Regions from separate parts of the Homo sapiens genome. Here all the other regions are linked to region 1. The links are chromatin loops, found by intact Hi-C in ENCODE. Cell type or tissue: heart left ventricle. All regions are shown on one strand.

Region 1 (2,500 bases):
AGGGGCACTAGCCCTCTTTGGGCCCCGCCATTCCCCTTGTCTGTAGAGAGAATGGCTGTGCTGTAATGCAGCAGGGTGCAGACTGCATTACAGCACAGCCAGACTGCAAGATCGAAGAGCCCCCTGTGATCTGACGTGATTCGCCCCAGGAGGGGCTCAGGTGCCTGCAGTATGAGGTCAAAATGAAAAGGCCTCGAGGTCAGCACTGCTCCACAGAACTTCGTGTGTCAATGGAAATGTTCTTTATGTGCGCTGTCCAACACAGCAGCCTTTGGCCATGTGTGGCCCCTGGCCACTGGAGGTGTAGCTAACGGGACTGAGGAACTGTGTTATTAATTTGATGAGTAAATTAAATCCATCTGTGGGCTGCCATGCGTGGCTGCTGGTGGCTGTGCCGGGCGGCACCATTTAAGGCACTTTCACTCATCTGCTGACTAGGAGCACTAAGGTAATGCCGTTCAGATGGGCACCTGGCTGTTTCTTGGTCCCCTCTCCCACCCTGGAGCAGGGAAGATCTGTCCCCAGGGCCAAAGGGGTTGTTCTCTGTGACACCACGGCTCTGGGATCTAATACAGTATGTTGTATGTGAATCAAGACAAAGTACAGCCTCTCAAAGCAGAGGGTCCTGCCACCCGTCACAAAAGGCACGTGAATACAACCAGGACTGAAGAAAGCCCTGAGTACCACACCAGGGGCCAAGTGCACCCCGCCCCAGCCTCCCTAGAACCACACAGACTCGCTAGCCCTGTTTATAGAATGAGCCAGCTACATACCACCCATGCATCACGGTGGGCAGAGTGTGGGGGTGAGGATGAGAGGGAAGCAAGGGAGAAGCCGATCCAGGTCTACCTCCCCTGACGGAAATGGCAGCCAGGGAGAGAACCACAGCCGCCAGGGGCAGGGGCTGCACCCACCTGGGTTCCCCTTGGGGGAAGGGTTGGGAGGCCGTGTCTGCTGCTCCCTCATTAGCTCGGAGTCCGGCTCTGGATCTGAGGAGTTGCAAGCCGCCTCCTCCTCCTCCTTTTCCTCTGCTTCCTCCTCTCCTGCTCCTGCCTCTGACTGCGCTGTCCACGGGATCAGGGGGCAGTGAGCAAGTGGGATGCTGGAGCAGCTAGAGGCTCCCCGCCCGCTCGGCTCCTCAGCACCACGGCGGCAGCTCTGTCCTGAAGCCCTGCCAGACACGGCGGCCAGGCGAGTCATCACAGCTGGGCCCGCGGCCACAGCCGGGTTAAAGGGACATTCCAGGCACTGCTTCTCTGCTTTTCAGCCTCACTGCCCCTCCATCCCTGTGGCGAGTGATGCTCTGGCCTCCTTTGGAGGCCAGGGCTGCCCCTCCAGCCCCAGAAGGAATGAGGCCCCTTTGCTGGTGGAGCAGGAAAGTGGAGGCTCAGGGCCTCCTCTCCTCCAACTGGAATGTTTCAAGGGGCTCCCTCCTGCCTCTCTGTCATGCACAGATCTAGGCCCCTCTGCCCTGCCACCACACTGATTCCTCTAGTGTCCCTCTACCCCTTCAGAGCTTTCAGTGGCTGCCTATTGCCTTTGGAAGAGGGTCTGAGGCTTCTTCACTTGGCTGGCAAGGCCTGGGTGATCTGGCCATCGCCCAACAGATCTAGACATATCCACAGCCCCAAACTCCATCTCTCCATCTCCTCCAGCTGCAGCAAGTACCCAGGTCCCCCATATTCAGGCTTTGCACACACATCCCCTCTGCCCGGGGAGTGTGCCCCCACCCCACCATTCTGGCACACTTCTACTCATCCCTCTACACCCAGTTCAAATGCCCCCTGTCTGGGGAGCCTGCTTTGGCCCCCCAGGCCAAATAAGTTCCTCCTTCTCTGGGCTCCCAGTCCTCCACGGTTGCCTCTAATTTAGCCATTATTTCCGTAATCATTTGTTTATGGCTCTGTCTCCCCAGGGGCTGAGGGGCTCTTCACGCATGGGGCCTCCCCGAGCACAGGGGAGAGGCTGCCTCAAAGCTCTGTGACTACAGCAAAGTCATTGGGGTAGGACAATCTCTGGCTACCCTACCTCTCCGTTGGCCACTGAACCCTGTGATTGCCCGCCCCATCTCCCCCGCCGAGGGGGGCTGGCACTGACCACCCCCTTCATGGACTCTGTGCTGCAGCCATCGGATGGGCAAGAAGGAGCGAGTGAAGAGGCAGAGGAGCTGGCAGAAGTGTCTGGCAGGAGGGTGACACTGACCTCTATCATAAAGATGAGAGGAGAGAAAGAAAGAAGAGGAAGGCTTTGCTGGCTGTGGTGGGGAGGGGGGGAGGGACAGTGTGGGGGTGTGGGGACAGGGTTAAAAGAAAAGCGTAGAGGGCAGAGTGTGAGAGATTCACTAAGAAGAAAGCAGACTGGGGCAGGCGTGGTTTCCAGAGTCCTCTGAGAGATGACAGTAAGAAACAGGACATTTCTAACAATGCTAAGTTGTTACGCTCCGCTACTGAGCTCAGCATTCCTTGGAGCCCAGACTGGGTGACTCTCAGCCCAATGCTGT
Region 2 (2,500 bases), 110 kb after region 1:
GAGACATCGTCATCCATTCAAAGGGTTTTATCACTGGATGAAACAACCATAAATCTGATTTGATCCTTGCTGAAAGGCTGAAATTTTAATTGGTCTTTGTCCTTCAAAGTCCTTCTCACTTTTCTTTTCACTTGTCAGGGTTGAGAAGCAATTAACTCCCCTCCATCGTACAAATTCTAAATAGGTTTCACTTACTTCCTTGTTTCCCATCCATCGCCCCCAAGTAGGATCGCCCCCATGAAGGGGGTCTGTTTTGTTCACTGCTGTATTCTGAGCACACAACAGGCACGACAAATATTGATTTAATATTTATTTTAATTAACTAAATGTAGCAATTTTAATAGTAACCATAGCACCTACTATGGTCCAGGCCCTGTTTACACATGTGATGTGTGTTAACTCACCCAGCACTCATATCCACCCTTGGAGACCAGTCCCATTATCCCCATTCTACAGATGAAAAAACAAAGGCACCACTACACTTGCTACCCTGGATTCACAGCATCTTCAAAGCCCCACCCTCGGTCCCTGGCTCACTTGCTCTCCCTTCCCTGGAACAACGCCCTGCTTCCTTTGCGCCCCTGCCAGCTTCATGGCCTCTTTCTCTGCTCCTGCAAGTCTCGGAGCTGGGGGAGCTGGGGGAGCTGGGGATTATCTCGCAAACTGCATTTTACAGATAAGGAGGCTGAGGACTGACAGCTTCCTGTCTAGTTGGGGGAATGAGGTGGAAAGAAAATGACAGCCAACAGCCAAGTCACTAAGGGAGGCCAGCAGATGCCCCAGGAGAGTGAGTGGCCATGGCTGACCACAGCAGGCAGGGGCTTCCAGGAGGAGGTGACAGCTCTCACAATGTCTCAAGTCCTCCAAAGAGCAGCAGCCCACAGCTTTGGGGTCTCAGCCATTCCTCCCACAAACATAAAAAGAGAAGGGGCCTGGGGTCTCTCAGATTAGCAGACACACCTGCCCACCCTCTGAGAAGTGGGTCTGTGAATTTCACTGGCCTGTGGCCAGCAGCAGCAGGCGAGGTTTTAGGCACAGACATCAAGCTGGACAGAGTCGTTCCCCACATGGGACTGTACCTCAGCAGCCTGTCCCATCCTTCCCCGGACGCCAGGGCGGAGATCTGTAACTTCCCTCCTCGCAGGAAACAGAGCGGCAGCCCGGCCGGCTTGGTTTGTTGTTCTCAAACGGTTATGCCATGCACGCCCAGCCCATCCAAGAAGCCTGTGGGTCGCCTGGCTCCTGCTTATCACTGAACCAGCCTGCCCAGGGCCCCGCCCCAGAGGGTTCATCCTCTGCTTCCCCCAGGCTGAGAGGTCCACTCTGACCATCAGTGTCTGTTTCACTGAGAAACCCTATGCTACAGTAATGATGATGATGATGGTGAGAGCTAACACTGAGTGCCAGGTACTCCACAGTCATTAATTCACATATGCAAACCTATGCCACGGACAGCATATGAGGTCCATTTTACAGAAGACAAAACTGAAGCTCAGAGAGGTCACCTAATGTGCCCAAAGCCTTACAGTCCCCAAGTGTAAGGTTTTGTCATCAGAATTGTGTGTGGGTGCCATCTCCGACACTAGCTCTATGATCCATGGCTAGTTACATAGCTGCTCTGTACCTCAATGACTTCATCTGTAAAGTGCGATACTGGTGCCCAACTCACGGGCTTCCTTGGCAGGCTGAATGAGAAAGCACCTGGCAAGTAGGGGCTCTTGATAAATGGCAGTTATTAGTATTTATTGTTATTAATAATATTCATGATGAAAAGAGATTCAGAGTTGTTTGGGGACAAGGGTATCAGTTACCCAGGGGCACCTGGGCAGTGTCCATCCAGGAGTCGAAAGAGCACAGGCTTTGCAGTTGGCCTGACCTGAGTTTGAACCCAGCTACCATGTCCTGCTGTGTGACCTTAAGCATCAGCGGAGGCATCGGGGGGCGGCCCCGGGGGTCCCCCATGCCCACAGGTGCCTCCTCAGAACGGGAGCCGGCTGGGGCTCCTCCTGACCCTCTTTGATACCGTGCTTCCTGAGGGGAGTGTGTCCTGTTCCGCTTACACCCCAAGGTGGAAGGGGAGCTGTCTGGCCGTCCCTGGAGAGCTCTAGAGAAGGCCCTTCCCAGGTCCAGGCTATAGGGAGACCCACCCTCTCCCAGCACAGCCACGTGCCTTCTTTCCCACCCTCTGCGTCAATAAAGGCCAGTTCTGGGGAAAGCTTCAGCCCCGCATCTGCTCCATTCCCAGCACATGCCTGGAAACACCTGCAGCTGGCTGGGCTCTGCCCTGCGTCCCTCCAGCACTGGGCTGGCAACCGAGAGGGGAAGGATGAAAGACGAGTCTGAAATCACGGCTGGAGACCCAGGAAGAGGCAGCTCCCACAGTCTGAGGCCCCGGTAACTGCCCCCGATTCCCCCGGTGACTGCTCAGCAGGCAAGGACCGTGCCTGGAGGGAAGCTTCTGGAACATTCTTCATCCAGGTGGACAGGGGTGTTACCTTTG
Region 3 (2,500 bases), 110 kb after region 1:
CACCTCTCCATTTATAAAATGACAGTTGGCATGTGAGGATTTAAATATAAAGTCCATGGAGCACAGGGCCAGGTGTGAACACGCCCTCATTACATGTCAGCTACTCAGCCACATCCTGCCCTGTTCCCAGGTGATGACGTCTGTCACTGACAGGCCTGGTGATCCGCTCAGGGATCTGGAGGGGTGCCATGGGGTTCAGGCAACCTCAGAACAAGGCAGTGGGTTGAGATTCAGAATTCACTTCTAGACATCCACAGTGAGATAAGGTGACCAGACTGGCACCTCAATGGGGCAGAAGGCCAGGCGCGGTGGCTCAGGCCTATAATCCCAGCACCTTGGGAGGCCAGGGCAGGAGGATCGCTTGAGCTCAAGAGTTCAAGAACAACCTCAGCAACACAGAGAGACCTGTCTGTACAAAAAAATTTAAAAATTAGCCAGGTGCAGTGGCATGTATCTATGGTCCCACCTACTCGGGAGGCTGAGGTGGGAGGATGGCTTGAGCCTGGGGGGTCAAGGCTGCAGTAAGCCATAATTGTTGCCACTGCACTCCAGCCTGGGTGCACAGAGACCCTGCCTCAAAAAATAAAAATTAAAATAAAGGGATCAGAGGTATCTGGGACTAGGCAGGCGACCCAGTGATCCACTGAGACCAGGGATAACACTGACTGCTCATACCAGGGGGAAACTCTTCACCATCAAGCACCCGGCTGTCACACAGCAGAGCCACAGATGATGACCCAGGGCTGTGTTCACTCCAGAGCAGGGTAACCATGTATCCCGGTTTCCCTGGGACTGAGGGATCTCCTGGAATTCAAGACTTTCAGTATAATTGGGACAGTATTGGGCAAATCAGAACAAACTGGTCACCGTACTCCGGGGCCTGTGTTCTTTAGCTGTAATATTTAGGTTGTGCTGAACTAGGGCAGCTCTTTAATGAAACATCAACGAGGAGGCCAGAGTAGATCTCTGGCTGCTTAACAGACTGCCTGGGAAAGCCACATCCCACGACATCACGCAAACATATCTAAGGACAGAGAGACAGGGCGTGATGGATGCAGCAGCAAAGACAAAGTGATTACCCGGCATTGCAGGGACAGCAGTGGCTCCGCACAGCCTGGGGACTGGCTCTGCCCTGAGGCCTGTTCAGGAATGGAAATTTCTAAATACTGGTCACATAGCCAGAAGGCTTTTTCTTGCTTCTTTTTTTGTTTTGTTTTTTGCATTCAAACAATAGGTAATCAGAATCTGCTTAGTTAACAGCCATATTGTCATAATTTGCCAAACAAAGCAATGGGAATATGATGATAACGGTAACACTTGACATTTCTCACAAGGGCAGGTCTTGGATGTGACTTCATTTCCCAGAGCCTGCTGGCTGTCTTCTTTTGTCTGAGTCCTCCCCATCCTCGCCCAGCCATCAGCATGACGCCCAAATGCCTGGCGCACGTGACAGGCCCATGGATCGCTGAGCGAATGAGTTAATGAACGAGGACATCTCCGTTCTGCGGGTAACCCAGGCACCCCCAGGCGAGCCAGGCTGGGTGCTCTGTGGCCATGTCACCTCCCCCTCCATTGCTCACATGGAGGCAGTGCCACCATGTCCCCAGGATTGTCCTGAATACTCAATACATAAGTTGACCATGTAATCTATGAATGAAATGAAGCGTCACTGATCACTTTACTAGGACTACAAGTGTAAACTGGGACTGTCCAGGCAAAACAGGACAAGTGGTCACCTCACTGATGTAGCATCTCACCTAATCCTTGTTATGCTGCAACTGTCAGCCCAGGTCCCGGGTCCAGACTCCATGGTCTGAAGCCCAGCCCTGCCTCCTAGCAGCTGGGTACGTTACTTAACCTCTCTGGGCCTCAGTTTCCTCATCGGAGCTAGGCAGTAGCTGCCCCTTAGGGCTGCTCTGCAGACTACTCTATTTAATAGTTGCAACACTTAGAATAGGGCCTAGCATATAGTAGGCACCACTCATGTGTTGACTGAATAAAAAAGTCCTCCCATCATCCCCAGGATTGTTGCCATTTCATAAATCAGGCAAGGAAGGCACAAGGACTTAAGTCACTTGCCGGTTAGTAGCAGAATGGCTCACGCCTGTAACCCCAGCACTTTGGGAGGCCGAGGTGGGCGGATCACTTGAGGTCAGGAGTTCGAGACCAGCTTGGCCAACAGGGTGAAATCCCGACTCTACTAAAAATACAAAAATTAGCTGGGTATGGTGGCATGCACCTGTAATTCCAGCTACTCGGGAGGCTGAGGCAGGAGAATTGCGAGAACCTGGGAAGCAGAAGTTGCAGTGAGCTGAGATCACGACACTGCACTCCAGCCTGGGCGACAGAGCGAGACACCGTCTCAGAAAAAAAAAAAAAAAAAAAGAACCAGAGTCAAACCTAAGCATCAATGCCCATGCCACACCCATCCTGAGATCCTGCCCCCGACCCCACTCCACCCCCAGCTACCGCATTTTCTCTCCCCATTCAAGAATTTAGG

What was found. Hi-C counts contacts between places; a loop is a spot of excess contacts. Peaks named below come from ENCODE experiments on the same cell type or tissue, not always from the same donor. Only the 100,000 strongest peaks of a DNase experiment are listed, where the experiment ranks them.
Region 2: a loop joins it to region 1, with 9 times the contacts of the local background. A loop is called at or near these places in 6 of 110 quality-filtered maps.
Region 3: a loop joins it to region 1, with 2.9 times the contacts of the local background. A loop is called at or near these places in 9 of 110 quality-filtered maps.

The regions. Positions count from the first base shown.
Region 1 is chr16:81,608,955-81,611,454 of GRCh38, reverse strand. All of the region lies in intron 2 of CMIP (c-Maf inducing protein), which reads right to left. MIR6504 (microRNA 6504) reads right to left here and starts at 107; the gene lies at 47-107. In heart left ventricle, no CTCF peak of the experiment used is centred here; a DNase peak (open chromatin) is centred at 1,174; H3K27ac peaks cover 1,392 bases.
Region 2 is chr16:81,494,074-81,496,573 of GRCh38, reverse strand. All of the region lies in intron 1 of CMIP (c-Maf inducing protein), which reads right to left. Among named protein-coding and RNA genes, the nearest start is that of MIR7854, 39 kb to the left of the region's middle. RefSeq lists an enhancer at 2,397-2,500. In heart left ventricle, no CTCF peak of the experiment used is centred here; a DNase peak (open chromatin) is centred at 1,153; H3K27ac peaks cover 2,103 bases.
Region 3 is chr16:81,501,494-81,503,993 of GRCh38, reverse strand. All of the region lies in intron 1 of CMIP (c-Maf inducing protein), which reads right to left. Among named protein-coding and RNA genes, the nearest start is that of MIR7854, 31 kb to the left of the region's middle. In heart left ventricle, no CTCF peak of the experiment used is centred here; no DNase peak of the experiment used is centred here; H3K27ac peaks cover 1,485 bases.